Linked DNA regions of Mus musculus: region 1 is linked to region 2. The links are chromatin contacts, found by Hi-C in ENCODE. All regions are on one chromosome and are shown on one strand. Each heading gives the region's core, a stretch centred on a gene start or an enhancer-like site at or near the end of the contact. The rest is flanking DNA. Distances are from core to core; before and after follow the strand shown.

Region 1 (7,556 bases), core at 2,851-5,350, 300 kb before region 2:
CAGACACACAGACACACAGACACACAGACACAGACACACACACACACACACAGAAACACACACACACAGACACACACACACAGACACACACACACAGAAACACACACACACAGACACACACACACACAGACACAGACACACACACAGACACACAGACACACACACACACACACAGAAACACACACACACAGACACACACACACAGACACAGACACACACACAGACACACAGACACACACACACACACAGAAACACACACACACAGACACACACACACAGACACAGACACACACACAGACACACAGACCCAGACACACACACACCTTTGTTTTTTTTTGAGACAGTCTTGATATGAAGTTAGGCTGGCCTGGTCTTGAACTCTGGATCCTCCTGCCTTAGCCTTCCAAGTACTGAGATTACAGGCATACATCACCGTGCCTGTGCTGTTGCCGTTAGATTTATCAGGTCTTTTTGACCTTTTCCTGCCTTGGTCTGGCTACTGAGATGTCGTCCCGTCGTCCCCCCCCCCAACACTCCCACTCCGCCCCAACACACACAAACATTAAATCCACCCAACCTAGCTTGGGAAGTGCTTTCCTTCCAGTTAACAATCAAGAGGTGTGTGGGCTCCTTTTCCTTTGACCCTGACTCTCTGTGAAGACAGGGGGTGTGTGTGGGGTGTTTGAGGGGTTGGGGGAGTTGGGGGGGACTTGCCAAGCCTCCTTCACAAAGTAGCTTGTTGTGTCTGTACACTCCCCCCTACACACACACACACACACACACACACACACACACACACACACACACACACGGCAGTTTGTATTCTCCATCTGATGACGTCGCCAAAATGTTTCTTCAGAGCCTGGAGTCCTGGCCTATCCACCTCTGCCTAAGCAGAGAGTGAGTAGCCAGAAACTGGTGGTATAGTACAGAGTCCCTGAGCTCCACCCCTCACCTGCGGACCCTGGGCAGGAGCACGCCTTAGTCTAACAGTCTAACAGAAGGACACCGCTGAAGGAGGAACCTCAGAGGAAGCTGTATCTCAGAACAAAAAGGGAGGGCGTCTGTAGGCAGGTGAGCTTTAGCGGACACTCCAGCACTCCGGGCAGAGAACAGGCCGTGCTCTGAGCCAGAAGCAAAATCAGCTGGGTTTGTTGGGGAGGTTGACTTGAAGGGAAGGTGAGGGTGGGGGCGTGTGGCTGAGGCGGGCCCCGACCGGGTCTTGCGAGCTTCTCATTGCCTGGGTGATTCACAGGACACAGTGTTTTCTCATCTAGGTCACTGGTGAGAGTGATAGAGAAAGTTCTGGGCTCCAGCTGGAAGAGGGAAGGCGAGGACGAAGGAGAGGGTCACGACCCCCTTGTTTGCCAGGTGCTGGGAGATAGTGTAGCCCAGAGGGTGCCGCTGCCACGGACTGGTCCCCTGGGGGACTGGGAAGCGAAATGTCTGAGAACCAATGGTCAGTTCGAAGCTTCTGACTTTCCGATGGATAAGCCAAGGCTCAGGGAGGGGCTTCTGGGAAGCGAATCTCCTTTCCTCCGTGTCTCCGTTCCAAATCAGAGACGATGTAAGAGATGATTCAGACAGAAACAGGGGTTCCTTGGCTTCACGCTTGCAGTAAAAAAAAATGCTATGCACCCTTGCCATTACCGTTATCATCACCGCTGCTGCTGCCGCCGCGGCAGCTACCGCCATAGCCACCACTCCCGCCACTGCCACATTCACCCCCATCACCACCTCCCCATCATGGAGATGATGCACATGCTGGCCAAATGTTCTACCTCTGAGCTATGTCCCATCCCTCATGCCATGTTCCTAACAGTGACTGATAGTGAAAGTTGCCGCTGTGGAAACCTCCCTTGCACGGTGCTGGAGAGTTCAAAAGAACAGCATCATTTCACAGCTTAATCCAATCTTCAGCCAAGGCCTCTCCATCTTCCCTTTCAGCCTTTTTGTTTTGAGACAGTGTCTTGCTATGCATCCCTGGCTGGCCTGGAGCCTACTGTGTAGATAAGGCTGGCCTTGAACTCAGAGACCCACTTGCTTCTGCTTCTAAGTGCTAGCGAGGATTGCAGGTGTGGGCTGCTATGCCCAGCTAAGCTGAGAATGGACACTCCCATTGACAGATGAGGACAGATGAGGCACCTAGTTTAAGTGGCTGGAAGACAGAGCTTCGGAATGGTACTCACGGAGTTTGAATGCAGCCCTTGGTACTGAGAACGTATCAAAGCCAAGCTATAAGGCTGATGCCTTCGAGTCCTAACCAAGGACCCTGAGCTGGGGTGTCACAGAAGGTAGGAACGTAAGAAGGGTCCCAAATGCCTGACCCTCTGACTCTCTGCTTCCATATACCCCAGAGAGCCAGGACCCCAAAGCACTGTCCTCTGGGCTCCCTGAGTTTCTTTTCTGCCTGAAGGGGAGCTAACAAAGCCAAAAGTATGAATGTTGGAAGAAAGGTGTGTGTGTGTCACCTACTTTGTGTCTAGAGCTAGGAGGTTGGACCCAATGATTTTGGAGCATCTCATAAAAGGAAAGGGACTTTCCCCCCAGATACTGTGCTGGTAGCCGTGAGACTTCACTGGCAAGTGATGACTCAGAATCGTCATTGCATGCATCTTGGTAAAAACATCGGAACTGACAGAGAAGGGATTCATTCCTGGGATCCTGGTTAACTCTGTGCCCCTCTTGGATGTAGTGACCCCCACCCTCCACCCCACTGCAGAAACATACCTGAGTCTCTATGGCAGGGATCACGAAGCTCTATCCCCCCACCAGCGTCTCATCGCGTGGCCCTAACCCGTCTGAAGCTGGGTCTCTGACCTGCAAGCCTCCCCATCCACTCCAAGAGGCAGAGAGTATAACAGCGATACCTTCTTTTGCCGCACGGTGGCGCCTCTCACGGACCTTCCTTCCAAAAGGAAGACCCGCGGCCTTCAGACCCTGTTGTTTCTCCTTCCGATTTGATGTGGGTTGGGGATGTTCTGATAAACTGAGACTAGAACCCTGCTTCGGGAGCCACGCCACATCCGTATCCTTTCTACAAGTTCTGCCCCCACCGGGTGGTCACACGTTCAGGTCGAATGGACCCAGTAATAGGTGTCTGTTAGCAGGGTCTGGTGGTTCACGCCTGTCATCTCTACACTTAGGAGACCGAGGAAGGAGGATTCCGGAACATCTTAGTGACTTCCAGGTCAGCATGGACTACAAAGTGAGACCTAATAATTAATTAATTAATTAATAATAATATAACAACAGTCGTCCTAGTAGTAGTAGTAATAGCATTAGTAAATAATGGCGGCTAGAGAGATCGTAAACTCAGTGGTTAAGAGTACTTATTGCTGCTATTGCACAGGACCTTAGGAAAGGTGTCTTAATCTCCCTTAAAATTGCGTTTATTTGGTTACTTTGTTTATTTGTTTATTTACTGGTCTGAAGGGGAGCACATGCCAAGGCACATGTATGTAAGTAAAAGGCCAGCTAGCAGCAGTAGCACACCTTTCGACCGTGTGTGCTCTGGGTATCGAACTCTCATGGTCAGGCTTCGCAGCAATCACCCTAACTGGCTGAGCCATGTTAGCCGGCCTTTTCCATTTTAGAGAGGTGGAGTGAAGTAGGGTTAAGGGCACAGGCAGCTGAAATGACAACTCTTAGCTAGATTTTGTGGCTCTCACAGCTTTACAGTCCATCTGCTGAAAGCCCTACCTTCGTATTAGTCACAGCCCAGGGCATGAAAGGAACCCAAGGATTCTGCCTCCTTAATACGCATGCATTCAGGCTCACAGGCAGGCGCCTTGGCAGAGGAGGGGGCAGCTTTGCACCCACACTTCCTGCCTCCTGGTTTTACCTTGGAGGAGAGAAGAAAAGCCGAGTTCCTGCCCGGAGCCTGAGCCTGCTGATAGATTGGAGCTGCAGCGAGAGAGCTCCTTTCTGGCTGGCTGAAGGCTGGCTTTTTATAATCATGTTGGATCCCCTCCACTCTGCCCCAGGCAGCCAATCCCCATCAGAGTTTCCATTTCCTGCACGATGCAGAGTTTTCTGGTCTCCTGTCTTCCAGCATCTGTGCCCTGCCTGCTGGCAGAAGATTGTAATTCAAGCCGGGGACCTTGGGAACAGCCAAGAGTATTGAAAGCCTGTCACGCCATGGTGGGAGCCACCGCCCTATTGGGCTTAGTGGAGCTGACCACCAGCTTCCCTTAGGGCACAAAGATCTTTCACAACCCAACCCAATTAACACTAAAAGCGTTTATTGGGCACTTGCTGCATGACAGGACCTGCACATGCTCAGAGCACTCTGTGTACATGAGGCCTTTCCAATTCCAAATGGTCTTACAAAGTGCCATAGGCTGTTTCTTTTCTTTTTTTTTTAAATTTATTATTTATTTGTTTTATGTATGTGGAGACACTGTTGTTGTCTTCAGACACACCAGAAGAAGACACAAGATCCCATGACAGATGGTTGTGAGCCACCATGTGGTTGCTGGGAATTGAATTTGGGACCTCTGGAAGAGCAGTCGGTGCTCTTAACCGCTGAGCCATCTCTCTAGCCCTCGTGGCAAGTACTTTTATCCACTGAGCTATGGCTCTGGTTCAGACAGAGCATTCCTGAAAGCCTTTGGGTGGTGCTACTTGCAGAAGCACTCTGGGTAATTTTTTGGTGAACATAGGAATTGCTGGAAATTAGAATTATTCCTGACCCCAAAGTAGAAAGGGTCTGATGTAGCCACCCTGCCACTGGGTGGATGGATGTTGCCTACGAGCAACATGGCCATTTTGGCCCCTACTGGCGGAAGGTTGGCCCTTTATTGGCGGTTGCTAGTTCAGCCCCCAGAAGAGAGAGCCTTAGCCGCTCAGCCCATTCAAAGCCCCATCACTGTCTCCATGGAGACTCTTACAAAGTCTACTGCAAAGGCAGGGGGCTGAGATGTAGAGGCTAGCTGACATCCATAGGTGGGAAGTGGCTGGGCACCTCCTCTGCACATGGACTCTGGTCAGTATTCATGTGCAACGGAGGGCCCAGTGCTTTGCACCCACTTCATGTACATGTGCCTACCCACGCTACTTTTCCCCAGCCTTTCAGTCCTGTTCATTCCATGCCCTTGACAAGACACGCATGTTGCTGGTAGGAGCTGGAGTATGCTTACTCCCACCCATCCGTCTCCATGCAGAGGATGGAGAAGTAGGCTTGTCGTGGTTACACGCCTGGAGGGACTCTCACAGTCTGTAATAGAATGATCTGTGTCCATCTGACTTGTGAATTGGATTCAACTCTTCCCCTCTTGTTATCAGTGGGTTGCCAGGAGCCCTCCTGGTAACCATTGGGGCAGGTCAAAGGTAAGCTGTCAAGACCACACTAGAGAGCCAGATCCTCCTGGCGTTTGATCTCACACCTTCTGGATCCAGCCGGCCCAGCTGTGGGTGCGCCGCTTCTGTCAGATGCTAGAATGCTGTAGTGCTGTCTGGTGAGATCTAGCTTGGATAATGTATCTATCTGGCATTGTAACCTTAGCGGTGCTCATAACTGCTAAGCCATCTCTCCAGCCCATGTGGAAACTACTTTTATCCATTGAGCTATCTCTCTGGATCTTATTATCCATTTCCATGAGAGTATCTCTCGTGGATCTTAGTCACTTCAGGGGCCCCGTGGCACATCAGCCTCTTTGTCCAGATGGATCACGGTGACCGTGGCTGAGCTCCAGAGTCCCAGGAGTCCTCACGGTGGACCTCCTACTGAGGCTGTCAGAGATTTCCTGCAGAGTTGTTGACTCCTACAGAGACCCCGAGAAAACTCCTACCAGCAGGATCTTATAATCCAATCTAATTGGCCTGTCTTGTGATCTGAACCCCTCTGGCTTGACTTGGGTACCCCTCATAATTGGCACCTACCAGGCCACTCGATCAAAGTGTAGGAGAAATATTTCTACATGGAAAAATTCTGTCTCCTGGGCTGGAGAGATGGTTTAGAGGTTAAGAACACATACTGCTCTTGCACAGAACCCAAGTTCAGTTCCCAGCATCCATATCAGGTGGCTCACAGCTGCAAGTCGCTTGACCTCCAGGGGATCTGATACCCTCTTCTGGTCTCAGTGAAGACCTACACTCACGCATGCATACGCTGTCTTCCCACAAATGCATATCATTCAAAATAAAATAAATTTTAAAAGATTCTGTCTTCAGCCAGGTGTGGGGTCCCATACCTTTAATTTGAGCACTTGGGAGGCAGAGGCAGGAGGATCTCTGTGAGTTCAAGATCAGCCTGGTCTACAGAGAGAATTCCAGGACAGCCAGGGCTATACTGAGAAACCCTGTCTCAAACAAACAACAAAACAAAAAAGTGCCACACCACCACCATCAACAACAAAAACCAAAACCAAAAGCAAGAGAAAACAAAACAAAACAAACAAACAAACAAACAAAACAAACAAACAACCACAAAGCTACCCTGAAACTGGAACAGTGATATTTCTACCAACTTTTGTTGGTGAGGGCAAGTCATAAGGCCAATCTAGACCCAAGGACAAGGAAAATAGACTACAAGTCTCCATTGTTGTGTATCTGTGTGTGTGTGTGTGTGTGTGTGTGTGTGTGTGTGCCAGAGCAAGTATGCTCATGTGTACTAGTGTGTATGGGTGTGCTTATCCTTATCATGGGTGGCACACGAGCACACATGGAGGTTAATGTTGGGATATCTCCTTTTTTCTGGAGGAGGAGGAGTGTGGTGAACTGAGGGTTGAATGTAGGGCTTCATACACGCTAACCAAGTACTGTACCAGTGAGCTACATCCTGCCCTAGAGGACATCTCTTGGGGTGAGGCTTGTCCTGTGCACAAAAGGGAAGGATTTGCCCATCTTTGGAAAGTGTCTATGAGAGGCCAGCCCCATGCATCTGCAAGAGGGTCACTGAAGAGTGGTCCTGGCAGACACAGTCCCTGTCAATCTTATCAGGTTTCCGGACTGCTCGGGTCATGCTCACTGTCAGGTGCAAGTCCCCAGAACTGTAAGCCACCTCATCCAAGCCCTCTGACATGCATCTTGCTTTCCTGGGTCCTTTCTTAACCTGCTCCACTCACCAGTCACCAGGAACCCAGTTTTTTGAGTGTGGCAGAAATAGATCTGAAGAGAGAGAGAGATAGCCCCTGCTTTGCACAAGACCGTTGTATACTCTTGGGTAAGAGGAAACTGCTTTTCCCTGGAAACGGGGAAGGAGCTGCCTCCACCCCCCAGAAACCAGGAGTCCATGAGAGACTTAGATTTGTCCACATCAATAGCCTTAATCCCTAGCCTCAGGGTCCTCCTGTTCATTCTCTTCTAAAACCTGGCCTTGGTGATGGGAGACAGTCTATTCTGAGTCCTCTGGGAGTCTACCTCTTAGCATCTTGTCCTGGAGTTGACTTTTTGATATACTCTTCCTCACCAGTAAATGACTCAATAAATAACTGGGATGCCCAGTGACGGCTGAGGCTGTTCCCATCCCTGCCACCAGCTGTGAGGTCCTGATTTCCCTTCAAGTTGCTTTTCACAACCCTCAAACCCCACCCTGCTAAATGTCAGCCTAGCTT
Region 2 (6,545 bases), core at 2,105-4,604:
GGCTATCCCACATCCCGTGTTCTATCCCACATGCAGGGAGATGAACACTGATGCTCCACCAATAATATCAAATCTTTACCTCATTTAGGGACTCCTATGAACAATATAGATCACAACAGGAAAGTATCACTTGAAAAATCTAACTTATTCTGCACTAACAGTTTGTTTCTCTGGTCCCTTTTAAAAGATAAATCCAGGTTATACATTTTGTTTTGGAGACTTCACTCTGCAACTCTGGCTGGCCAGGGACTCAGATAATCTACCTACCTCTGCCTCCCAAGCGCTGAGACTAAAGGCCCGTGCCACCATGCCTGGCCATGGCGTGTATTTTTAATCCTAACGGTTTCATTCCTATAACCTAAGTCCATCAGAATCACCTACAAAGACTATGCTGTGCGCACAGTCTACAGTGTTCAGAGAACTAGAACCCATCGCTCTGAATGCAAGTGCAGAGCTTCTTTTTTTAAGAAATGATCTTAGTGGGCTGGAGAGATGGTTCAGTGGTTTAAGAGCACTGGCTGATCTTCCAGAGGTCCAAGGTTTGAGTCCCAGCATTCACATAGTAGTTCACAACCATCTGTAACTCCAGTTCCAGGGAATCTTAGCACATTCTTTTGGCCTCTGAGGGTACCAGGCAGTCATATTAAAAAGAAGAAAAACATTTTTTAAAGATTTATTTATTTTTATGTATATGAACACATTACCACTGTCTTCAGACACACCAAAACAAGGCATCTGATCCCATTACAGATGGCTGTGAGCTACCATGTGGTTGCTGGGAATTGAACTCAGAACATATATGGAAGAGCTGTCAGTGCTCTTAACTGCTGAGCCATCTCTCCAGTCCAAGAAGAAATTTTTTTTTAAAAAAAAGAAGAAAAACGGGCTGAGATGGCTCAGTGGGTTAGAGCACCCGACTGCTCTTCCGAAGGTCCAGAGTTCAAATCCCAGCAACCACATGGTGGCTCACAACCATCCGTAACAAGATCTGACTCCCTCTTCTGGAGTGAATGTACTTACATATAATAAATAAATAAATCTTTAAAAAAAAAAAAAAAGAAGAAAAACATCATCTTTTTTGTTTGTTTTTTGAGACCGGATGTCTCTGTGTAACAGAGACCTGGCTGTCCTGGACTCACTTTGCAGATCAGGTTGTTCTGGGACTCCCAGATACCCACCTGCCTATGCCTCCGAAGTGCTGGGAGTAAAGGTGTGTACCACTGCAACTGGCCCATCATTAATTCTTAAAGCTGGATTATCAATGAAGGAGTATATTTAAACTCTAAATTCCCTTTGGTTATAGGCTATAAAAACCTCACCAGGTTCAGACTGAAAATATGCTTAAAATGCAATCGAGTAGGCCAGGCATGGTAGTGTGTGTCTTTAATCCCAGCACTGCAGAAGCAATGGCAGGCGGATCTCTGTAAATTTGAAGCAAGCCTGGTCTACAAAGTGAGTCTAGGACAGTCAGACAGTCAGAGGTATATAAAGAAACAAAACAAAACAAAAAACCCAACCCTGCCCACCCCAAAACTATCAAACACAGTGGAACAGACCTGTAATCCCAGAGTCTAGAAGGCCAGAGGATCACGAGTTCAATGCCATCTCCAAACTACATAGCAAATCCCAAAAGTTCCAGGTAACAGCCTAGGGTCAAAACACACCACAAAAACAGAGGGAAGGAGAGGAAGACGGTAGTGGAGGGGTGGAAAGGAACATAAAGTTCAGAAATGAAAAAAAGTTGTGCACCAACTATATATGTAAAAAAAGAAATATTCGTCAAACCTCGAGGTAAAGAAGTCAACGGAGCAGCTACGATTACTGGGGTTGTTGCTGGGAAATGAGGAGGTCAGGCTGAACAAAGGCTCCTCTTCCCAGTTTGTGTAGGTGCAGGGGAGGACAGATAAATGTTCATAGGGGCTTCCCTGGCCAGGTTAATCCTGAAAGCCAACCAGAAGGGTCTTTCTCTGTGGCATCTAGGACTAACATGGCCAAGCTCCAAAGTCCTTTGCTAAAAATAGGTGAAGGGAGTGGCCCAATTTTGGAATATGGCAGTCTATGTTCTATTCTCTTATGTGTATATGAGGGAGAACTGTGCCAAGAGGAACCAATAATAAACGCGGTTATTTGTTCTGTACATATTTAATTATTAATACTGAATTTTAGACTGATCACGCACAAAATGACGAAAAGAAAATGATGGTTGCAATGATATGCTACAAACACCCCAAAAACCGGAAGGGAGGAAAAAAAAAGAATTATCCAAATTTGTACCTCTAGATATACCTTAGATCACAAAATTTGAGAAACAGGACATTAACCATTATAAAGTCTAACCCTTTTCACATTATAGATGATTTTAAACCTCCAGAAAATGTAAGATAAGATGTCTTAAATTTTAAAATGCTAAGATCATGATTTCTAAACCATGGTAGCAACACTAGAGAAAAAGAAGTTAAAAAGAACGTTCTAAGAAACAATGTCTGGCTTATAAGGAAAATGATATTACATTGGTGAATCTTGGCAGAAAACAGCAACACCACACCACATCACAGTCGTTTAAAAGTTTAGAAACCCGGAGTCCTCTAACTTTAAATCCATGCAGAGTGAAGAACATCCGCACTTTTGCCTCAGCTGTGCACATCCATTCTCGTGGGACAGAGGACTCAAAACAGACAGGACGAAGACCTGTCAATTCAGGAGATCTCACAAGCCCGCCAGCGAGTCCGCCACCTGTTCGCTGCTGCCCAGAGAGCCCAGCAAACTGAGGCAGTGCGAGGACCTGGGGACGCCTTTGTTGTTCTCTAACTGGGGAAGCGACCTCAAGTCTAACCTCGCGCCTCCAAGCTGGAGCAGTCGGCCAGGATCTGGACTCGGAGGAAGCCCTCTCGCTCTGAAAGGGCAGGCGCAACACTCTTGTCATCTACCAGTCCCTGGAGGGGGGAAGGGTCACAGGCGAGGAGGGCTGGGGGACAGAGCCGAACCCCAACGCTCCGGGTGGAAAAACAGTGGATCGGGAAGAAGTGCTGAGAGAAGGGGGAGGCAGAGACCCGGCGCCTAGGCGAGAAGGGGCGAGGCCAGAGCGACGCCCGGGAAAAGCTCGAGGGCAGACCGGCAGGCAGGGACGAGGGGGACGGTGACGGGACCCCCTACCCAGCACGACCAAGGAGGACCTCTTCAGCCGGGACCCCGAACGCTGCACCCGAGCCACCGCGCTCACACCCTGGCGGCGGCGGGGACTCACCAGACGGCTGCAGACACTGCCCAGCACGACATGGGACGATTACGGACCCACTCTGGAACCAACAGAGTGGCGGAAACCGCGGCGTTAGCGTGACCCGGATGCGCATCCCTAGCCACCGGAAGTAGATGCGGGACCGCCTAACAATCCACACCCCGTTCCGACAGAACCCAGAGGACCAGTCAATCGTCTCGGGGCGGGGCAAGGCTTAGGTCCCGCCCACCTCGCAGACCCAGTTGCGTGATTGACTCCCTGGATCTTACGCACGAGATGACTTTCCGAGGATGCTGGTGCTGCTAAATTGCCGCCGCCTTCGTGAAAAGTACTCCCGCCCTCCCCAAAACAAAGTCAGATCAGGCTGATCTCGAACTGGGGACCCTCCTCCTTCAGCCTAGGGCTTGTGCCTCCATGCCCAGCCACCGCTCTCATCTTTGAAAGTAAGTTCTAAAAAAAAAAAATGTGTGTGATTCCTACCGTAAAGGGACGACGAAGTTGAAAAATGTTGACTGCAATTGGTCGAGTTAGAAAGACTAGGAGAGGAAAAATGGATGGGAACTTTTGAAGACACTTGAAAGGCTAACTCAAAGTGAACATTTCTATCCGAAAATTTAGTTTATACCTAGTATTATATTACACTTGCAGCTGCCTTCATTTTGTGCAAATTGTTTTCAGGAACATTTTGTTGTTTTTGTTTTTGTTTTTGTTTTGGTGTGTGTGGGGGTGGTTTTTTGTTGTTGTTTTTCCAAGAAAAGTTTTTCTCTATGGACCTTGGCCTAGAATTCCCTCTAAAGATCAGACTGGGCTCGAAATCAAGAGATCCACCTTCTTAGCTCAGAAACATTTTTTAATGCTTCATTAATTCTAAAATACAACTCAAGTGTGGACGAGGAATGGAGTTGAAGACAGGCTTTGTATAGTTGTCAGTGTATTCAATTCCATTCATGTTTGAAGGGAAAGACCCTCAAGAAAAAAAGACCCAGGCTGGTGAGATGGCTCAGTGGGTAAGAGCACCGGACCGCTTTTCCGAAGGTCCAAAGTTCAAATCCCAGCAACCACATGGTGGCTCACAACCACCCGTAATGAGATCTGACTCCCTCTTCTGGAGTGTCTGAAGACAGCTACAGTGTACTTACATATAATAAATAAATAAATCTTTAAAAAAAAGAAAAAAAGACCCAGAATTACAAATATTAGATTAACCCACAAAGTTTAAAAAACAAAAACCTAGCTTTTCAATACAAATAAAAATAAAAGATTTTTATTAACTGCTTCTATTTCAACAATTTTCTAAGCAACTACTTTTTGGGGAGCGAGCATCTTAACTGCTCTTTCTCACACATCACACCTACTTAGCACAATCAGTAGATGCTGTCTTCAAAGTCTTTGCAGAATCGGACCATTTTCCACCTGTGTTGGTATGAACCACAGTCAGTATGTAATTCTGAGGGTCCCATTCATGTTTGCTACCCTATACTCAATACAGAAGAGAGCCTCCCGTGAAAGCCTTAATCAGATCGTGTGCTTCTTCCAATGGCTCTGTCTCAGTGTGAACACTAAAATCCTTACATCACCTACAGGACTCAGAAGACTTTACTCTTCGAGTAGAACTCTAACCTACTTTGTCCTACCTTCCTTCCACTTACAACAGACTGGCCTCTGCTGTTCTCCCAGCCTGCAGGCAGGCTCTGGTGCTGTCTGCTTTCTACTCCCTCTACCTAGAGTACTTTTCCCTGAGACAGCTCTTTCTTTCACCTTGTCACCCCCTTTACATCTTCGAATGAGCCTTCTCACTGAGACCGCCTCTGACGCCTCTGATGCTGTGCTAGAACAGGAGCGATTGTCTCCCTTGTACTTTCCTACCCCCTGATAATTGTTCTCATGACGTTTGTCCAATCAGTTTCTTGGGGGGTTGGCGTACGGTCTCCCCACCAGAATATAAGTTCTGCAAGGGCTTGGATTTGGGTTTGGAGGAGTGGTTGATTGGTTGGTTAGTTGGGATTTTGTTTTTTGGTTTTTTGGTTTTTTTTTTTTGGTTTGGTTTTTGTTTTGTGTTTTTGAGATAAGGTCTCTTGTGTCCCAACTAGATTTGTGGTTGAGAATGGATTTGAACTCCTGATTCCTCTGCTTTCTTCTCTCAGGTACTAGAATCACAGGTGTGAGTCTGTGCCCTACTGGCATGTTTTTTTTTTTTTTTTTTTTGGGGGGGTGTATTTTAGCAATGTTTAGCAATATGTTACTATGTAACATATGTTACATAGTAAACAGTCAATTCATGAAAGCATAGATTAATTGCTCATTGGTTTGTTTTTTGTTTGTTTTTTTTTTTTTTTGACTGACATGAACCACCAGCTCCACCAGAGGGAGCCCACAAACAATGTGATGTCCCCAGACACTCTTCCCAAAGTACACACTGGACATACACATCAATCCTATGCTTATTAGCAATTACAAAACAACGCTCTAGGGCCGACAGGATGCCTCAGCAGGTAAAGATACTTGCCTCCATACTCGGTGGCCTGGTTTCAATCCCTAAGACCCACATGGCGGGAGTAAATAACCAGTTTCTGCAAGCTGTTCTCCCTATCCCCTCTCCCCCATACAAGCTGTACTTAGACTCATACACATATACATGGGTAAATCGATAATGTAAAAAAAAGTCTGTTTTTGTAGTATATATATAGACATATGTACATATATGTATACAGTTTTACTATGTAGCCCTGGCTGTCCTGGAACTCTCTATGTAGACCAGGCTGGCTTCAAACTCACAAAGATCTGCCTGCCTCTGCCTCTCTACTGCTAAGATAAAAGACATTCCCCACCACTCCCAGTCTTTGGCATCTTTTAAGGAAAGAAATTCTTGCTCCTTACTGGTCTCATTTGACCAGTCTTTCCCAACTCTCTCTCAGTTTGCATGCCTAGCCTCCTCTCACATAGTGACCTCTAGCTGGAGCCATCTTGCTTTGTATTTGTTTGTGTGTTTTGAGGTCATGGTAGCACAAGCCTGTAATTCCAGTACTGCAGAGGCAGAGACAGGAGGACTGTTCCAAGTTGGAGGTCAGCCCAGTCTCAGTACTGAGACCTTGTCTCAAAAACAAACGTATAAAAACCCAAAAACTATAGGGCTTGACGTAGAGTCTTACAAGTACACACAGAAACTACAACTGAGTTCACTCTATAGATGAGGTATTGTATCAGGGAAGAATTAAGAGACTTGCTTGAGGTCACATGACTAGCAAACAACAAAACTGGGGATGGTGATGCATGCCTGTAATCCCAGCACTCAGGAGGTTGGGGCAGGAGG

The links. Hi-C counts contacts between places; a loop is a spot of excess contacts on that map.
Region 1: a map of v-Abl transformed pro-B cells shows a loop between it and region 2 (2.6-fold over the local background). The contact joins the enhancer-like site here to the promoter of Eya3 in region 2. A Hi-C loop is called at or near these places in 1 of 37 maps with a recorded cell type or tissue (v-Abl transformed pro-B cells).

Annotation. Positions count from the first base shown.
Region 1 is chr4:132,934,960-132,942,515 of GRCm38, reverse strand. No RefSeq gene overlaps it. Among named protein-coding and RNA genes, the nearest start is that of Fam76a, 16 kb to the right of the region's middle. Within about 2 kb of position 4,100, at least 1 of the 3 ENCODE cell types and tissues checked has a DNase peak (open chromatin) inside an H3K27ac peak, as active enhancers do.
Region 2 is chr4:132,635,855-132,642,399 of GRCm38, reverse strand. It overlaps Eya3 (EYA transcriptional coactivator and phosphatase 3), which reads right to left and starts at 3,354. Exons shown (of 17, transcript NM_210071.2): 1 at 3,245-3,354.